Linked DNA regions of Homo sapiens: region 2 is linked to region 1. A link is a loop called in an ENCODE intact Hi-C map of the cell type or tissue named here. Cell type or tissue: MCF 10A. All regions are shown on one strand. Links, peaks and the distances in the headings refer to the core of each region. The heading gives the core; the rest is flanking DNA. Region 1 has its middle 150 kb from the start of LINC02330. Region 2 has its middle 110 kb from the start of GALC.

Region 1 (10,332 bases), core at 1,033-9,032:
TAAGATCGGTCAGGTCTGAGAACCACTGGACTCTATAGATAAAACCCAGGCCACCTCAGCTTCAATAATCACCTTCCATTAAATTTACATTCTAGTTACTGCCATCGTTAAGGATCCTGTTACACACTTGTATTTATAGCAACTAACACATGTCAGAAGGATCCAAATGGTCTATCTTATAGGAAACAATATGTCACATGGGAGGTGGCTGAGGTGCCTCTCAGAAACTTAAGAGTTTATTTGGAGCTAAAACATTTATCAGGAGGGATTCTGTTGGCATTTCCAGCTGGCCAGCTTTACCTTTTAGGAAACTGCCTCATGCATTGCAGGGCATAGAGCATCCCTGGCCTCTATTTGCTAAATATTTGTAATATTCCCAGATTCACTGTGGCTATCCAGACAGACTTCTCATATGAGGAAACTGATGCCCAGCTCACTGTGAGAGAATGAATAATAATAAATAATTCCTACTTATAGGATCTAAGGAGGATATCATTTATTAAAAATAAAATAAATAATTATTACTTGTAATTATTTATAATTAATTATAATTATAATTAATTTATAGTGTTTTATAATTATTTTAATTAACTTATAATGTTATCAATCAATATTAATTAAAATTATTATTCATAATTATTATAATATAATATAATAATTATTCTTTATTGTGAGACTTAAATGAACAAATGCATGTAAGGCACTTATTACCATAATGCCTGGCACTAAGAAATATTCAATAAATGTTAACTATTATTACTATTGTTGTTATTAGTCCAGAAACACAATCAATTTTCAAATAGGTAAAAATTCTGAAATCGTGTGTGTGTGTGTGTGTGTGTGTGTTGCAAAGAGACCTGCTAGAGTCAGTCCATTGAGAAGAATAAACCCATTTTCTCCCTTTTAAGATGTTTTTTGTCCTACACATGTTACCACTTCATATTGTTCATATTACCTAGAAAGTTATTTAGCTTTTGCTTTTCTCTTAGTTCCCCTTAATTTAGAAATCTGTAGGGCCTCCAGACAAATCTACATGCTCGGTCTGAATGGCCACCCATTCTGTTCACCGGTGTCTAGGCAGGAATGGGTATCTTACAATCAAGCTACTCTCAATATAACCTACTCATCTCTAGGAATACTAACACCCATAACCAACTATCCCAAACAAACAGCCAAACCCCTCTCAAATTATTCTTAGGGTTGGAGTCAAACAACTTATATTTTTGCCTCCCCTGGAACAAGTGCTTTAGCCATTATCTTCATTGTCCTGAACCTAAAGATACAAAAATAGGAGGCTCAGAGAGCTTTTCTGATTTGACATCACTCACAAAGGGAAAGGAGTGCAGGAGGAGAAGATCCCCCAAAGCAGTGGGTGGGGGTAGGAAGGAGACTATGTATTAATAAGAACCAACACTGAATTATTGAAGACTACACACATCGATTACAACTATGACAAGCCCTTCAGTATTTTGAGCTTCAGTTTTCACCTCTGTAACGAGGTGATAAGACAACCAGCTTCATAACATTCTTGTAAAGGTAACAAGAATGTAGCCAGAGCGTTCCCATTGTCTGGCTCCTGGGAAGGAATCCACTTATCATCTCATTTTTTTGGTATCTTTTTATTTTATCCATTTTTTTCTTGCTCTCCCTCCCCTAGTCCCCCACCCCGACAGGCCTCGGTGTGTGATGTTCCCCTCGCTGTCCACCTGTTCTCATTGTTCAACTCCCACTTATGAGTGACAACATGCAGTGTTTGGTTTTCTATTCCTGTGTAATCATCTCATTTTTTAAAACTATAATCGGTTAATAAGGTAGTTTTATTACTCATTTTAAAAATAAGAAAATTGAGATTCAAATTGGGTAAATACTTTGCTCAGGCAGCCGCCTTAGGGATAATGAGTAGAAATCGAATTTTTAGTAAGGTACCTCTGTATGTATTAATATCATATTTTAAATTTTCCTTACTATAACCCCTATTTTATTTCATCACTTCCTTTATAATGAGAATAACTGCCTTTTACCTTGTCCCCTACATCCACACACATATTTATAGAGTTATTTATCCCCTAAGTCCTCTTAACCCAAGACTGAACATGTGAAATTCACTTCCCTCTTCCTCAAGGGTCTTGTTTTTGAAACATTTCATCATTTTGTTGCTTTCCACTGTGCTTCCCTGAGTATCTTACCATGGGGGAATTTATTTCAAATTGCATCACTCACGGAAGACAATTCTAGGGAAAAAAATGTCAGGTCAACACTGAAGGCTCACTTGATCCTTCACATCTTCAAGTGGCCTTGCTCTTATTAATGGATTGTCGTGAATGATCTTTTACAATTTTGCCCCAAAGGTCAAGAAGAGAAAATTCAATAAGTAGTAAAACACTATAAGTGGAAATCACTACGTATGTTTGCATTAAGCCAGATGTTTAATAGATAAATGTCAGATGAAGAAAAACTCAAGAATATTATAGGTAGATTCCACTGTAATCTTTTTACCACATTTGCACCAAGATTGGTTCTCAAGTATAAAATCAAAATGAAAAACAGCAAACATCACTTGCTCAGAGCAAAAGACACATTTAATAATAAACATCAAGGAGGTTTCACAATAAAGTCAATGGCAATATCTCAGGACTGAAGGTAAAAAGACTTTCATACTGTGTTCAGTATCCTACAATGGCTTTGTATTCGCTACGTGGCCTTAGGCAAATTACTTAAAATTTCTGAGTGTCAGTTACTTCATCTGTAAAATAAGAGGCAATAGGATTGGCCTATTATTTTAAGGATTGACTGACACATGGATATAACACTATATCTGGGACACAGTGGGTACTCAATCAGTGGTTATGTCATTATCATTACCATAAGTCTTTTCTAACATGTGAGAAGGTGCATAGTACAGTATGAGGTAGATAGTGCCTACGTATTTTCCTAAACTATGAAATCTTTGCCCTTTGCCTTCACATGCTTCATGCAGCCTTTTAACATACAGGTGAAAAAGCTAATGAGTAATGAAGTGAATTTAAAAAACAAGGTGTTTGAGAGGATGCAGCCAGGATGCCCATTTTATTGTCATCTCAAAGTTTAAAAACTTAGTGTTAGGAAAATGCATTTGACATTGGAATCAGGGCATCTCTTGCTTCAAGTAGAATTCTGTGTGTGTTGGGCCTTTATAGAGCTCTTGAGGATCTTATTATAAGATGACATCATCTTTATCTTGCTTCCACAGACAACTCCTACAATGCTGTTTTCTGAGGCTCCAGAGTATAATCTATGCATTTTCTGCCTGCCAAGAAATTCAGCTCTTTCCTCCCTCAAGTTGCTCAATAACTAAATTGATGATTCTACTAATTTGGGCACCACCCTGTGTCTTTATTAGGACCTGCTCTCCATCGCATGTCTTAAAAGTATTGAAAAAGTCATAAGGGGTTGACATTGGAAACCACACTGTCTTGTTCCATACTACATTCTAAACATTTGCTGTCAAGGTTAAAGAGAAACTAATGAGAAATCTAAAACTCAGGGGAAAAGGCTTTCAAAAGACCTGAATCATTAGGGTACTCTGTTTAAAGCCCCATCTTTTGTTCATAATAAAAATTAGACCTTTTTTTGTCACGTTACAGAAACAATACATGTTCACTGTAGAAAACTAAATGCAGATAAGACAAAAGAAGGTAAAAACACCAATAATTTTACACACAAGTTGGGAATCCATGATTAACCTTAGGGGTGATTTATGTACATCATATATATATAAATTTATGGCCACTCTGCTTTGGGGTAAGTTGTTCTGTAGCAATAGACAGCTGGAACAAGTAGCAAGCAAGTTTCTATTATGTTGGTGTTTTAGTCAAGAATCTACTGAGGAACTGAACCAATAGGATACACACACATATGCATGCACACACACATATAGCTATAGCAGGGGGATTTATTATAAAGAACTGGCTCACAGGATTATGAAGACTGAGAAGTCCCACGATTTGCCCTCTCCAAGCTGGAGACCTAGGAAAGTTGGTGGTATAATTCATCTGTGCCCAAACGCCTGAGAACTGGGGAGCCAGTGGTGTAAATCCAAGTCTAAGAGCTGGAGATGACATGAGATGTACCAGCTCAAGAAGTGAGGCAGCAATCATGTGTGCATATGTGTGTCTTTAGGAGTACTGTATATATCAAGATAAAAGGGGCATTAACGAGTACTATCCAAGTGTGGCCATTTTCCCATTTGGGGAGAAGGTCAAGAAAGAGATGAACAAGTACCTTTCCCTAGGTTGGATGGATGTAGAGGACTTGAGCTATCAGGCTCTGCTTTTGCAGATTTCCTGTCTGCACTGCAGTCTCTGTGTGACAACTCACAATGGTTACAGTCTACTGTATATAACAGCCTTGCAGTTAAGGGAGGAGACCACCCCGATATTGTCTTATGCCCAATTTCTGCCTCCGAAGAAAAAAAGAAGTAAAAACTAAAAGGCAGAAATGAAACCCACAGGCAGACAGCCCGGCGCCACACCCTGGGGCTAGTAGTTAAAGATCAACCCCTGACCTAATCGGTTATGCTATCTATAGATTACAGACATTGTATGGAAAAATCCCTGTCCTGTTCTGTTCCATTCTAATTACCGGTGCAGGTGCATGCAGCCCCCAGTCATGTACCCCCTGCTTGCTCAATCAATCATGACCCTCTCACACGGACCCCCTTAGAGTTGTAAGCCCTTAAAAGGGACAGGAATTGCTCACTCGGGGAGCTCAGTTTTTGGAGACGTGAGTCTGTCAATGCTCCCAGCTGAATAAAGCCCTTTCCTTCTACAGTTCGGTGTCTAAGGAGTTCTTGTCTGCGGCTCGTCCTGCTACACAGTAAGTGGTGCCTTGGAGGAATGATGAGAGCCATGAAAGGAGAAAAGCTTTGGTTCCACCAATTCTCCTCCAAGGAACAATGGTAGTAACAGTAGCACAACTAGCAAAGGTGTTTTTCCCAGAGCTCCAAAAGCTCACCAGCAAAGAGACTCCACGGCAGAGCAGAAAGCAGCGATCAGTGGTCAGGAAAGAGCAGAGGTGCTGTGTGCAGCATGTTGGATGAAGGCAAAGATGTGAGAAAACATTCTCGTTTTTTGAAAAGAAAAACACAGAAGGGAAGTCATATTGTGAAGATGTAAAGAGAAGCTAAATCCTCTTATTGTCTGAATAAAGCATAGCCACAGACTATGGCCTAACTAGGTGGCCAGCACCAGCGTTTCACATACATTTTTAACTTAAAATTCAACTGCTTTCTGAAAATTTAAGTGGCTGTTCTATAGTACTGTGGTACACTGTTTACAAAGACAGCCACCATCAATCCTTTCCCTCCCTGTAAGCTCATGCTGTGTCATGGATCAGAAGGTAGAGTCTTTTTCCTCTCCCCTTAAACCTGAGTGGCTTTGTGACTTGCCTTGACCAATAGAATGCAGTGGAAGCGACACTGTGGCAATTTGGGTACCTACTACCCCTAGACAAAGACTACCAGGAGCATCACCTGTAGTCAGACAACATTGGGTTATTGACTAGCTGTAGTGAGGGGGAATGTGCACCAGGGGGCGCTGTGCAGTGTCTCGGTGAGAGGGTGTTACGTGGAGAGCTTGGGCTTGTGGTAGGCGATTTGGAGAGTTCAAGGAAGTGTGTCCTTTTTTCTGGAATGGATGCTGTCAGGCAGTGGGAGCAATTCTGTGATTGAGTATCTTAATTTTTATCTAGAAGGCAGAAAGAATGGAATGAGACACATTATAATTGGTAAAGAGGCAGTAGTCATTCATATGAGTCATAATGTTCTTGTTTTTATCTGTATTTGGACATGATTATGGAGTGATCTTTGTTCCAGCTTGGTCACAGAATAACTTTGTCTGATGTCATTCTTCAGTAGAAATGTTTGTGTTTACTAGAAAAAACAAACAAACAAAAACATGATCTAGTAGTGAGTACAAGGACAGCTCCAAGTAACACCACCGTTTAGCTGATAGTACCCAGCCAGCATTCCATGTCAAGATTGTTTCTCTTTTGTAAGAGCATAAACTTTAACAGGACTGACAACCTCCAATTTCACTTGGGATAAGCCAGCCACAGTGTAAAAAGTCCAACTATTTTGAGACCACCATGCTAGGAAGAAGCTCACACTAGCTATATGGATAAATCATGCCAAAGAAAACCATGAATCCCAGCTGAAAACAAAAACTAAGTTGCCAATCAAATGGCTGTTGTCAAGCCATCCCAGCAACCCCCTTTTGAGCTATCTCAGCTGACACTTTAGCTATCACAGAGCAGAGAGAAACAAGCTCTCCTTGATATGGCTTAATGAAATTCCTGGTCCACAGAATCCTGAGAAATAAAATGGCTATTGTTTATGGCCGCTATACTCTGGGGTAAATTATTCTACAGCGATAGATAGCTGAAACAAGTAGCAAGTAAGTTTATATCATTGTATTAGCCTGTTTTTACACTGCTATAAGGAATACCTGAGACTGGGTAATTTATGAATGAAAGAGGTTTAATTGACTCACAGTTCCAGATGGCTGGGGAGGCCTCAGGAAACTTACAATCATGGCAGAAGGCAATGGGTAAGCAAGGCATGTCTCCCCACAGTGGCAAGAGAGAGCATGAAGGAGGAACTGCCAAACACGTAAAAAACTATTAGATCTCATGAGAACTCACTATCATGAGAACAGCATGGGGAAAACCGCCCCCATGATCCAACCACCTCCCACCAGGTCCCTCCCTTGACACCTGGGGATTATAATTCGAGATGAGATTTGGGTGGGGACATAAAGCCAAATCATTTCCATCATGCTGGTGTATTACTCAAGAATCTTCAGAGAAACAAAACCAATAGGACACACACAAACACACACACAAACATATAGTGAAAGGATTTATTGTAAAGAATTGGCTCACCGATTATGAAGGCTCAGAAGTCCCACAATCTGCCCTCCCTAAGCTGAAGACTTAGGAAAGTTGGTGTAATTCATCTGTGCCCACAGGCCTGAGAACCAGGGAGCCAATTGTATAAACCCAAGTCTAAGGGCAGGATATAAGATGAGATGCACCAGCTCAAGAAGTGAAACGGGAAAAAAAGGGAGGGAGGCAGATTCCTCCTTCCTCTGCCTTTTGTTCTATTCAGGGCCTCAACAGATTGGATGACACCAGCCCTCCTTGGGGAAGGTAATCTGCTTTACTGGATCCACCAAGTCAGATGCTAATCTCTTCTAGAAACATTCTCAAAAGCCCAGAAATAATTTTTATCTCAGCACCTTGTGATCCAGTCAAGTTGACACATAAAATTAACCATCACAGCTGGTAAGATAGGCCTTGCTTAATTCAAAACTAAAGTGTTGGACACTGCAATCATCATTTAAAATTATGAAAAGATTCATCACAGGTTAATGCAAATAATCATCCCCTCCTCTTTATACCATAAGAGCAAATGTCAGTATATTATATGTCTGGGGAAGAGTATATCCTTATATTAATAACCTAACTTTATACCTCTGAAGATGTATATAAAGCCAAGCCAAAAAGCCTCCTAGCAACCTGTGTGAAATCACCCACACATCCCAAACTGTCAAGCCTAGGTTATCTCCAGGGTTGCTGTGGGGTTCTCTGATTCAGTCCAGACCAGCCCGAGGAGGAAGTTCTGAAGACTTCTAGAGAACATGCAAGAAATTGGAGCCAATATTTAGACCCATTCCAAGCAGGCCTGTTAGGATTGGGCCATCCCCAGAGCTGAGCCTGACCTCCAGCTCTGACCTGGAAGTGTCAGTGTCCAGTGGGCTTGACTCAGGTCAGAGCACATTGATCACATCAGAACAGCCACCCCATCCTACTTGAGAAGCCCTTCCTAGGGCCTCAGGAGAGAATGCATTCTCAATAGTCTTTAATTTCAGCACCAGCCCACCATAGCAGCCAACAGAGAACCATGGGGTCTCCAGTAAACCATCAGCTGGAGTGTTGGTTAAATTCTGGGGATAGCTGAGTTCTGTTGCAGCAGAAATAATGGAAAAAAACACCAGTATATTTCTCAATACTATGTTTTATTTATGACAGGAGCTTTTGCCCTTTGGACAAACTAAGTTATACAATAGCAAAAATGTGAAATAGGACACATTTCTAACACTTTTTTTTTTTGCCATTTCTTTGCTTCCCTTCATCCTTTCTGGGCTCTAGCACCAACTCTGTCATAGCATTAGCTCTACAAGGGCTTGCTCCCATGGTGGCGAGAGAGAGAGAGAGACAGCGAAGGCTTTGCCTACATGCTGTAGTTTAGCCTAGTCCAGTAGAAAAATAATGCAAGCTGCATATGGAATTTTAGATCTTCTAGTAGCCAAATTAAACTAAAAACAACAGATATAATTCATTTGAACACTGATATGGTTTGGCTCTGTGTCCCCACCCAAATCTCATCTTGTAGCTCCCATAATTTCCACATGTTGTGGGAGGGACCCAGTGGGAGATGATTGAATCAGGGGGCAGGTCTTCCCCGTGCTGTTCTCATGAAAGTGAATGGATCTCATGAGGTCTGATGGTTTTAAAAATGAGACTTCCCCTGCACAAGCCCTCTTCTCTTGTCTGCCACCATGTGAGACATGCCTTTCACCTTCCACCATGATTGTGAGGCCTCCCCAGCCATATGGAACTGTAAGTCCATTAAACCTCTTTCTTTTGTAATTTGCCCAGTCTAGGGTATGTCTTTATCAGCAGTGTGGAAACAGACTAATGCAAATACTGTTTATATAACTATGTCCAAAATTTTATCACTTCAACATCTAATCAATGTAAAACATTTAATAAAATATTTCACGTTTTGGGTTGTTGTTATAGAAATCCAACGTGTGTTTTACAACCACGTACAGCACATCTCAATTCAAACTATGACACATGCCAAGTCTTCAGTTGCCATACGTAACCATGACTACCATTTTGGACAGAACCTCTCTACTTAATTGTTACTTCTCTATCTAGTCTTCCATTTTTTGAATGATTAGCTAGTTACTCTGTCCAATGAATTAATCCAACAATGAAATAGATTCACCTTCAATGCAATACATTGGTATTAACAGGGGTATAGAATGCCTTGATAAAAATGTTCAGGATTATGGCAATCCATCAAATGCCTCTAGCGTTCTTCAAATCACACAGACGGCCTCCTATGCCTTCAGATGATATCATTGTGAAGGTAAAAATAAAAAGCCTGAGGAAAAAAAATTACAGAGCACAGAACTGATCCTAATTTGGCATAAAGTTGAGGTAATTTCCATTTCTAGGAGAATTTTTAGAGTAATAGGTAAATACATCCCTGAGAAAAAAAGAGGACAACCTTTCTGGGTCATAACAATGATGTACATTCTCACTTTTCTGAAAACTTATCTTAGCAGGAAAAAAAAAATCCTTAGGAAATTCTCCAGAGCAAAATGGTAATCAGCTGTTAAAAGCATAAATTAAAGAAGTCAAACTGAAAAGTATGGAAGGTGTCATATGGTTGTGAAAAGAGCATGGATTCCAGAATCAGACAGACCTGAATTCACAGTGTGAGTCATACGAAGATATCATATGGTTGTGAAAAGAGCACAGATTCTGGAATCAGATGGGCATAGATTTATGCTGTGAACTTGGGCAGATGCCTCCTTGGTACCAGATTCCAAGGGGAATTGGAGGGAATTGTGGGGAATGCCATTTCCCTTGCAACGTTACAGGGATTTAAATACGCCTGATACCATATGGGACCCTGAGTAGACAATACGTATTTACCTCCATATTATTTGAGTGAACGTCAATAATCTTTCTGATATAAATGCTGCTGAATTGGTCTGTGAAAACCTTAAGAATGAGACAAGTAAGCCATATTGCATTGTCTGCCCATTAAAGCCAAAATGCTGTCCTCCAGGTACCTGCCCAGCCAGTTGCTATACATTGCAGGCACACATCTTCCTGCAAGACATCCTGGGAAAGTCAGCTTCAGAAAGGTCAGCTCACTCGGGAGCAAACAAGCTCTCATGAACTATGGGTATCCTCTCAGTCATAAACCCAGTTCTAGGAAACAGTATTTACCAGTTACAATATCGCTGGAGGGCTTAGGTGAGATGCCAGTGAGACCCCAGCCCCAGCCAGTGTTCCAGGTTCTTGCCATAATCACAAGAAAGAATTCAGAGATGAGTCAGAGTAAAGGGAAGGGCAAGAAGCTTTTATTCCAAAGTACTCGAGTAGGAGTGTGAGTGAACTTGGGAGAGTGAGTTGCACACAGTGGAGTATGGGTTTCTAATTTAATGAGCTCTTCTAATTAAAAGATGGAATGATGAGGGCTTCTAGGAAAAA
Region 2 (10,332 bases), core at 1,203-9,202, 74 kb after region 1:
CCCCAATTTTCTCAACTGTAATATCTTAAAGGAGGGGTCATTCCTATAAGGTGAGGTGCTCCTACTATTTATTGTCATAACACACTATACATTTACAGGATGGCACATTTAAGTAGATATCCATGTGCCTATTTTCCTCACCAGCTCTGTGTGCTCACCTGGAAAACCCAGCAGTTTACCTAGTATCTGCTCATCAGTAGGCAGGTGATAAATATTAGCTGAATGAATACATGAATAAATGAAGGCTATGACAATTAAATTACATGTGTATGAAATTAGATGTAAGTGAAAGCACCTAGCCCAGGACCTCGAACATTCAAAAACTCTAAGAAATAACTTCTTTCATCAATGAAGAAGCAAAATCAACTTGCTCCTCCATTTGCTAGCTGTTGCAATTTCACAAGCTTGTCATGCTAAATACCAAAATGCCACCTGCTGAAGTTTCATAAACCCCAGGGAAAAGGATAGAGTCAAAAGCTGTTTCCTTGATAAATTACCCTGGGTGTTTCTTTCAAAAGCTGTTTGCAGATGACATAATCATACATAAAAATAGACTTGTATTCTTGGGCTATCATTCTCAGATACAATGACTTATTTCCTGGAGAAAATTGAAGAGGGAAAATATGTGTCATTCTTTACTGCATTTCCTCATGGAGAACAGACAGTCTACTTTTTGTTGTTGTTGTTCTTTTATTTTTAACGATAAAGATGTTGAACACAATGATCAAAAATCTGTAGCTTGCAGTGTCATCTCAGTGTAGGGCAGCTGAAAGTATAAGTGCAGCCACTAAAAGATATTTCAAAATAACTCCTGTTCTCCATGTGCATTTCCAGACCCCCTGTAGACCACAGCAAACTTCTTTAAAATCCCCCTCTACCTCCTCGTATCCACATCCTTTTCCAATTGCAGCTGCTCCCACAGCCTACATGGCTGAGACAGGAGGTACGTGGTTTGTACTTGCTTTAAAGGACACAAGAAAGTCCTGAACGACTAGGGACTTATCTTCCCACTTACCCGCTGGGAGACACTGGGAAGCTATGTAACTTTCCCAAGCCCCAGTTTTCTTATCTACAAAATGGGGGTGGCAGTAGCACAGAACTCTTGTAAGAAAGATGTATTAATAAAAAGCATTTAATACATGGCACTTACTAACTAGGGGTTTATTATTGTCATTACAAGTTATAGTAATGATGTGATTTTAGAAGCAGTCTCATGTCCTCCAGAAATTGCTATCATTGATTGAGGGCTTATGATGTGCTAAGCACTGTTCTAAATGGATTGCTTTTTTTTTTTTTTCCATTTTCTGGGTTATCCTTACAATAGTCCTAAGAGAGAAGAAGGCTTATAAATCCCTCTTTACAGATAAGGAAACTTGCCCAACGTTACTCCATGGGTGACCAGAAAGCAGAGCTGGGATTTGAACCAGGCTGTCTGGCTCCAGAATGTGACCATTAGCCTGGACAGCTCACCTGTGAATCAACATGATGATTTCACAATCCAGACACATTCACGGAGACACAAACATCCAATCAGGAAGGAAAGAATGTTCTAGCAATAATAACAGATTTCCTTTTCAAGTTTTTACAGTATGTTTCTCTGATTTCCAAGAAAGTTAGCTCCTCTCCTTTGACAATTTGGTCACATTTCATATATTTTTAATAAATGGTCACTTTACATAAAGAGGAAAAAAGAATTATTACAAATTACTTTGTGTATTCCAACATAATACAATTATGTAAAAACCAAATGCTAAGAAAAGGCACAGAATGAAACACTGAAAGAAAATACTTCAAAAGTTGATAATAATCATCTTTTAAAAGTGATTCCTGATCTACTTCTCTTTTCAAATTGTCTGTCTTTTCCTATATATACATCACTTTTTTGCAGGAAAAATATTATTTCATAGAATGAATATCACGCGTTTTATCAGTTTTTTTGCAGAAACCAGCATTTCCCTTATTATCTGAACCCTACAGCAGAGGCCAATTGTGCTTGTTTAAACACTTCAAAGTTCCCTTAAACACATAAGAAATTAACATTTTCTCCTATTTAAATTCAATAGGCTGTTCTCTTCCACTTTTCATATGTGCTAGTTTAAGCCTAACATTTAGAAACTGCTTAAAACCGTTTCTGTGAATGGAAGGCTGCCAAAAAATAAAAGTTTATTTTTTGTCTGATTTTATGCCACTGGGCTATTTTGCCCTCTCTTGTCCAGGTATTCTACAAAATTTTTTCATATTTTTACTAACCCCCCCATTACCATGGTGCTAAATTCTATAAAAACATCAAACTGATAATAAAGACAAATAAACTACATTAAATATCATTCTGCATCAGACCTAAAAGCTGGCCAACTCACTGCACTTCCAAAGCTTTAAACAATCGTTTTCTAAAATGTGCCAAGCGTGGTGCTAGGTACTTTCTCAAACAGTTAATATTCTGAGAAGCCTGTTGTATTAGTCAGGGCTCTCCAGACAAATAGAACCAACAGGATATGTGGAATGAGAGAGAAATTTGTTTTAAGGAATTGACCCACACAATTGTAGGGGTACAAGTTCAAAATCTGCAGGGTAGGCTAGCAGGCTGGAGACCCAGGAAGAGTTGCAGTTTGAGTCCAAAAGCAGCCTACTGGCAGAATTCCTTCTTGCACAGGGGAAGGCCAGTCTCCAGTCTCCATTTTATCAAGGCCTCCAATTGATGGGATGATGAGGTCCACTCACATCATGGAGGGTAGTCTGCTTTACTCAAAGTCCACCAATTTAAACATTAATGTCACCCAAAACAACACCTTCATAGGAACACCTGGAATAATGTTAAACCAGATAGCTGGGCACGGTGACCCACCCAAGTTGGACGCAAAAAATTAATCACCACACCTGTGATGCCAGCCAAGGTTAATAAGTGAGCCTCAAAGCAACTTCACCTCTCCTTACTAAACTCTCATAGAGTTGCCATTTGTTAATATTTTCAAAAGCCCGTTTAATCTGCTTTTCTCGGAATAAAATTCCTGAACGTAAAATTCAAGCATTTGAAAAGAAAGCTGTCAACAGTAAAATACAGAAAAATCTCATTAGCTAAATTAATTCTGCCCAAGATCAGTCATTTTTTTAGAATCCTGAATTATTATTCAAAGATATACTAGATTATTAAGTACTGCTACATGTTTTAGCTAAAACAGAATCACTGCAAATTAGCAAGCCAATGTCCTTCTTTCTGAATCTGCTTTAACAATCAGATTTAAAATTTCAGTAAATAGCACATTGATTATTGATATGGAAATAGATGCCAAATGAATTTTTAAATAATGTGTTCTTGGGGGAGGTCAAGCCTGGCTCATGCAGTCTAGCATTTGTTATTAACGAATGTAATTTATCAAGCCGAAGTTGGGCTTGGAGTAGATTCTACATTAATGATGTCCAAATTATTATGGCTCTTCTAAGTAGTTATTCAAAATGGCAGTGTTTGTCTAACAATTTCACAAGGCTTTGAGTTTTTTGGGTTTTTTTATTTTTTTATTTTTTAAGACACAATACTTTCCATTAATGTAATTCCAGAGAAGAGGTTGGAAAATGTCCCTTGTCTTCCACAGTGAGAGATGCTGCTTTTAGTGTGGTCAATAGAAGCCCGGAAAGGAGGAATATTTCAGAAGAACATATAAGCGAATGCCTAGCACAGGCCCTGAATAAATGCCTGCTGGATCAGACTCTGAGTCTCATACAAGGCCAAGCTGAGGAACAATTTGCAGGTCGATTCAAGTGCAATACTGTTTCCTGATGGGCTCCAGAGAGACAGGACACATTAGGTAGGTTTATCAACTGGGGAGTGAAGAGTTATTCCAACAATAAAATTAGATTGATGGAGTCTCCTTCTAATTCGTTACTAAAATTCCAAAATTCCTCCACAAACATGACTTTGTTCATGTGTAGTTTTGAGGTCTCCCTTTTTTATCATCAGAGAGATAGTCAAATAAACATTTTTTTGAAATCCTCTAGTGCATTTTACATAGGGGACCTGTCCAGTCTTACTGCTGCTTCTCTTTGACATGTCACCATGCTTACTGCTTCTATCTGATGGCCACTCATCTTCCCTTTAAGATTCTGTTTTTTAAAAAGCTTCAAATTAGCCAGGCACGGTGGCTCACACCTGTAATCCCAGCACTTTGGGAGGCCAAGGCAAGTGGATCACTTCAGCTCAGGAGTGAACAACATGGTGGGCAACATGGTGAAACCCTGTCTCTACAAAAAATGCTTCCATCTTAAATGGAAGATGAGTGGCCATCAGATAGAAGCAGTAAGCATGGTGACACGTAAAGAGAAGCAGCAGTAAGACTGGACAGGTCCCCTATGTAAAATGCACTAGAAGATTCCAAAAAAATTTGTATTTGACTATCTCTCTGATGATAAAAAAGGGAGACCTCAAAACTACACATGAACAAAGTCATGTTTGTGGAAGAATTAGCTGGGCATGGTGGCACATGCCTATAGTCTCAGCTACTCAGGAGGCTGAGGTGGGAGGATCACTTGAGCCCTGGAAGTCAAGACTGCAGTGAGTCAACATCACACCACTGCACTCCAGCCTGGGTGATAGAGTGCGACTCTGTCTCAAAAATAAAGAAATAAATAAGTCTCCAAATAAATAGCATGTAACATAATCTTTGTAGGTGATTAAGCTCATCGCAATTTCAGCGTACCCATTCTTCATCCTTTTTGCCTGTAGCCACATTATTTGATGATTCACCTTGCATCCTCCCCGTAACTTGTGTTGGCCGAGAACCTGGGATTCTGGTTGCTAAGAGAAGGATCTAGAAAAACTGAGGGTGTGGCTTGAAACCCTCTGCCGTGATTCCACCTCTGGATAGGGATCAAAGCTGAACACCTTTGAACATATGGACCAGACATTTATATTTGTTCAGAAAGGTCCCAAAATTCAGGAGCAAGTATTTCCTGGGTCCCTCTGAGGTGAGGAGCAGAAACCTCAATAAGCCTTAATAAGTGGGTTTGGAGGCCAGGAAAGCTTGGTTTCCAGCACCTGCTTTGGCACTTAGCAGAACAGGTTTCTTTTTCTTTTTTTTCTTTTCTTTTTTTTTTTTTTTTTTTTTTTTTTTTTGAGATGAAGTATTGCTCTGTTGCCCAAGTTGGAGTGCAGTGGCATGATCTCTGCTCACTGAAACCTCTGCCTCCCAGGTTCAAGCGCTTCTTCTGCCTCAGCCTCCCAAATAGCTAGGATTATAGGTGTGTGCCACCACGCCTGGCTGGTTTTTTTTTTTTTTTTTTCAGTAGAGACAGGGTTTCGCCACGTTGGCCAGGCTGGTCTTGAACTCCTGACCTCAGGTGATCCACCCACCTCGGCCTCCCAAAATGCTGGGATTACAGACATGAGCTACCATGCCCAGCCCAGACAAGGTTTCTTAAGCAAATTGGAGCCTCAGTTTCCTCACTTGTAAAATAGGATAACTAATTCCACATGCCTCAAAGACATAACTAGAAATAACGTGAACAAGTCACTGAGCACAGTGGCCATCACATAGCAGGCACTCTGTAAACGCTGGCTTCTAAATATGAGAAAAAGAAAGCAGGTTGGCTATAGAATTGAGATAGTTTGAAACAATTGAAACAATGACTATAGGTCTAGATATCAAAAAGAAAATAAATAATTTATTTCCCATATAGACATAGCTTTTTCATAGGAAGTTTAACACATGCACTTCTGGTTTTAATAAAGAGGAGAAAAACAGCTATTCAAACTACATGCCCATGAATTCAGCTCTGCTCAGCTTAGCCACAGCCATGATGACTCAGAAAGGCCAGGGCCCCTAGGGGGGCTTTCTGCACAAGGAGCATGGAGAAAGATGCACATGTTCTCCCAGGCAGGGGACAGAGGGGTCTCGGAGATCCCTGTTAATGCTGGTGCCACGGCTCAGTTCTTCACAGTTTTCTTTCAGGGCACCCACACACCTCTCTACTTTAACTGATGTTCCTTCACTCCACAAGGGATTGCTAAAGAGCCCTAGCAACTCAGTACCATGTCACACTAAAAGACTTCCAGCAAGAGAGCTAAGAACGTTAACGACCATGCCTACTTGAGCCTCTGCTGATCACCAGGATAGACACGCCTGCCCACCTACTTCTGACATCATAGCTAAAAGAATCATCTGGCAAAGGATCTCCCAAGAGGGAAGTTTCCTGCACACTCTCAAATGCTGGACAGTTGATTATGCAGAGGTGAATGCTGAAATTTGCTTGATATATTTATGGCACCTACTTGTGTGATGCCTTCAAAGAATGCGATGAGCAAATGCCACAGGCTTCCTCAAAAATGCACGATGGACTCAATAAATAATTTTATATTTCTTTGACATGTATTGGCTTCCCAGAGGCTTACAGTATATGAAAGACAGGCCACCTGAATTTGAAACAGTATCCTATTGACGTAGTTTGAGTTATTGCTTAAAAATAGTTTTAGCTATGTTCTATCCCCCCAATGCAAGTCAAATAAAAGAAATGGGTATGGAGGAACTACACACCTGGATTTTGGCAAGTGCTTGAGGATTGATGGAGACAAATATCCATTTCTTCCTTGTGAGACAGAGAAGCAGCATTGCAGAAGGGAACTGCTCTTCCAGAAGTCTGACCTTCCATCTTGTAGGAAGGGCCCCACTCCTCTAAAGGTTTAATGGCATCCAATTCGTTTGGGGTGAATTTAACACACTGTATTATCCAGTACATAAAGGCTCTATTTTGATATAGGTGACGGTTATGCAATGGATGAGTAACATCACTTCAGAACACACATCAGGTTTTTCCATTGGAACCACCTGCACCAATAGTTAACATAAAATTCTGAAGAGGAAGCACCAGGCAGAGGCATAGATGTGCTTCCTCTTGACATCTTGTACCAATATGCTACAACCAATTGAGGAAGCCGTACCTCATCTTCAAATGGCTGAGCTTTCTACTGCAGCTCTTAAAAAACACTATTTGTAATTGTAACCAGATTGTCCCTCCACCAAACACACCATAGAATCTGGTAATAAAGGTAATGTTCTTCTATAAAACAACGGTTTCATAAAATGATCAGAGCCTGGCCCAGGGTCCTAAACACTTACCTACACCTTAAAGTGTTGAATTAGATTAAAGTGCTATGGGGACATAACTGATGTAATGTTTCAAAATCATAAATGCAGGAGGAGGGATATTAAAGCTGGATCATGGAGAGAATGGAATAATGCAATAAAAGCTGGCTCAAACGGTGAGTCTGTGATACTTGATTTATTGTTTTAATATAATGCTGTAAAGGCCATGCTTGAATATACAGCAGTGTTTTATTTATCTAATAGTCGTGATCCTAACAATGGGTGTTTAACAATGGCTTTAGACTGAGATGGTGGCACACACAAATGAAGCTGGTTTCAGGATGCTCCCCAAGAAAGGTAACACAGCAGGAGGGAGGAGAGATTAAGAGGCTGTGTTTCAGGGGTACCTGAAAGACCCTCTGAAAATATAATTCCTCACCTCTCCAGCATAGCTCCACAGCATTAAGAACTGCCCCAGCCCTAGGAAGCTCAGCAAATTGGACATAAGATGAAGGTCCTGGAGAAAAATCACAGCCCACAGGACTGAACTGAACTGACGACTCTGGGTCCTCTCTGAAGCTACCTCCGCCAGAGGGGGAAAGAGGGTCACAGGAACGGAGGAAGAGATCAGCACCTATGGGTGCCCTGTCTCCCTGAAGACCCAGCTCCCCATTCCTGAAATATGCCAAAGACAATGCTATGAACCACAAAGCTGAAGTTCAACTTCATTCTGGGGATATTTTCAAGTTGTTCTATATTGAGAAATTAGGAATTGGGCTTGATACATTGAGTGACATCCTTCTTTTTTACAAAAATCAAAATCTACCATCCACGAGCTATTTCCACCATCAGCCTGACCAATGGTGGGGTCCTTCACTGCTTCCTCAGCAGCATAACACTGTGCCTAGGAGAAGTTCTGGGTCCAAACCCTCTTCTATTCCCTACAAGTCTTGTGACCTCATGCTGATTAGTGGCAACTCTCTAAGCCTTAGCTTCTTCATCCTTACAATGAGATTAAGAATAGTGCCCACTTCATAGAGGATTAAATAAAATACTATATATATAAGTAGCAATGTTGGAACAAGAGTGGTTCAGGATTTACAGTCAAAATTCAATGCTTCACTTTAAAATCGATTCAGTGGGAGAAATTTTTGCTTTGCACTTGGTAGAAGTCCTGTATGAAGCATGGCTCACAACTCAAGGGCCTCAGATAATAAAAAGTCCTCCAGTCACACCTCAAATGCAGCCTCAACTCAGAAATGTAAAGGACCAGTTCCAGCAAATAATCACATATGACTTGACTTCAAATCTTCTCCCTTCCCCAAGCCAGGATCCATTCCATAGTGAACCTGATTTTTCTAGAAGGTCCTCTTGGGCAGAGCCCTTTCAAAATGACCCCAGACACAACATTCCAGCCACAATACACACTTCTAACTCAACATTCATATACTCTGACCTGCTTCCCCACTTCCTCCTCCCTCACTACTCTCCTTCCCTCTTCCTTCACACTCTTCCTTTTCAGACCCAATCTCAATGTGCCCTCAAAATGTCAGCACACAGCATCCTCCAAGTAGTCTCACTGAAGTCCCTCACTGGAGGAGAGGAGGGGAAGGAATTTGGCAGCAGCTCTTCACAAAGAAATCCTTTTCACAAATCCATTCTTTCTATTATTTTATATCCTCTTGGTGGCTTTTCATGCCTTGTAACCCCTGTTCCTTTGAAAATCTGCCATTTGTTCTGGGATCTCCTTTAGAATTTCATATCTACAGTATCCTGCTACTGCTGTTGAAATTTTCAGTTTGCCTCCTATCACATGTGTACAGAGTAATTAGCACATGTCTGGCATTCAGTAAGCTTCTAATAAATCCCAGAGTTATAAAAATTATTAAAATAATATTAGTAAATCAATGAGTGCTTAGTTTAAAAAGACTATTTTTAAATATATTAATAAATCCAGAGTAATAATGCCAATACTAAATGACAGTACATAGAAAGCATAATAATGTCAAGTTTTAAACACTAATCAGGGCATGTCTTCTCCTTGCTTAAAGCCCTCCAATGGCTTCCCACTGCACTTAGAATGAAAATCTCCTCCTCGTCATTCTCACCCTGGCCCCTGCCCACTTCTCCTACCACTCACTTTTTCCTGTATTTCCTCTAACCTCATTGGGCTTTTTATACTGTTATTTCTCCAACACCTCAAGCTCTTTCCCATCTCCAAGTCTTTGCCCTCCCTGCTCCCACTCACTTAAACACTCCTCCCTGATCTTTGCTCTCACTTAGATCCCAGCCCAGAGAGGTCCAACCTGACCACACAGTTGGAACAGATTTTGATGCCCCAACCCAATCCCAGGTAAACAACCTCATTCTTATGAAACATTCTCTTCATAGTATGTATCACAATCCGAAAAATCTTCTCAATTTTTCCGTTTGCTAATGTTATGGACTGAATGTTCATGCCTCCCTCAAATTCCTATGTTGAAGCCCTAACCACCAATATGATGGTATTTTGAGGTAGAGCCTTTGGGAGGTAATTAGGGTTCTATGAGGTCATGATGGTGGGGCCCTTATAATGGGATTAGTGTCCTTATAAAGAGTAGAGGAAGAAAGGTGAGAGCTTTCTCTCTCTCCACATGCCATGTGAGACCACAGCAAGCAAGTAGCTGTCTACAATCTACAAGCCTGAAAGAGAGAACTCACCAGGAGCTAAATCTGCTGGTGCCTTGATGTTGGAATTCCCAGGCTCCAGAATTTTGAGAAACAAATGTCTGGTTTTTAAGCCACCCAGTATTTGGTATTTTATTATAACAGCCTGAGCTGACGTAAGCAGATTATCATCTGTGTCTTTTTCTCCCTCAAACAATGAGTTCATCCTCTATAATATCTATCTAAAGAAAAACTCCTTCTCAAATGTGTAGTAATCTCCTAAGCATATTAGACATGATAAGATGATAATTATAACTATTAACATATACTGAGTACTTACATGAGAGTCATAAATGATCTTATGGGTATTAACCCCATTTAACACAACCCTACTAAGAAGATATTATTATGCCCATTTTCTCCTGAGAAAACTAAGGCATAAAAAAGGTTAAGTAAACTAGGCCAAGGTCATATAGTCAGTAAGTTATGGCATCAGAATATGAACACAGATGGTCTTGCCTCAGAACCTGGACTCATAACTACCATGTAGCCTACCATCTTGTATTTCCAACACTCTCTGAGCACAGCAGAGGTTCTGCCAATGGGAAGCCCA

Evidence for each region. Peaks named below come from ENCODE experiments on the same cell type or tissue, not always from the same donor. Only the 100,000 strongest peaks of a DNase experiment are listed, where the experiment ranks them.
Region 2: it touches region 1 in a loop (3-fold over the local background); 2 of 110 quality-filtered maps call a loop at or near these places.

The regions. Positions count from the first base shown.
Region 1 is chr14:87,799,856-87,810,187 of GRCh38, forward strand. No RefSeq gene overlaps it. Among named protein-coding and RNA genes, the nearest start is that of LINC02330, 150 kb to the left of the region's middle. In MCF 10A, for the core only: CTCF peaks have their summits at 5,529 (motif pointing right) and 5,733; a DNase peak (open chromatin) is centred at 5,576.
Region 2 is chr14:87,873,396-87,883,727 of GRCh38, forward strand. No RefSeq gene overlaps it. Among named protein-coding and RNA genes, the nearest start is that of GALC, 110 kb to the right of the region's middle. In MCF 10A, for the core only: no CTCF peak of the experiment used is centred there; DNase peaks (open chromatin) are centred at 1,486 and 4,726.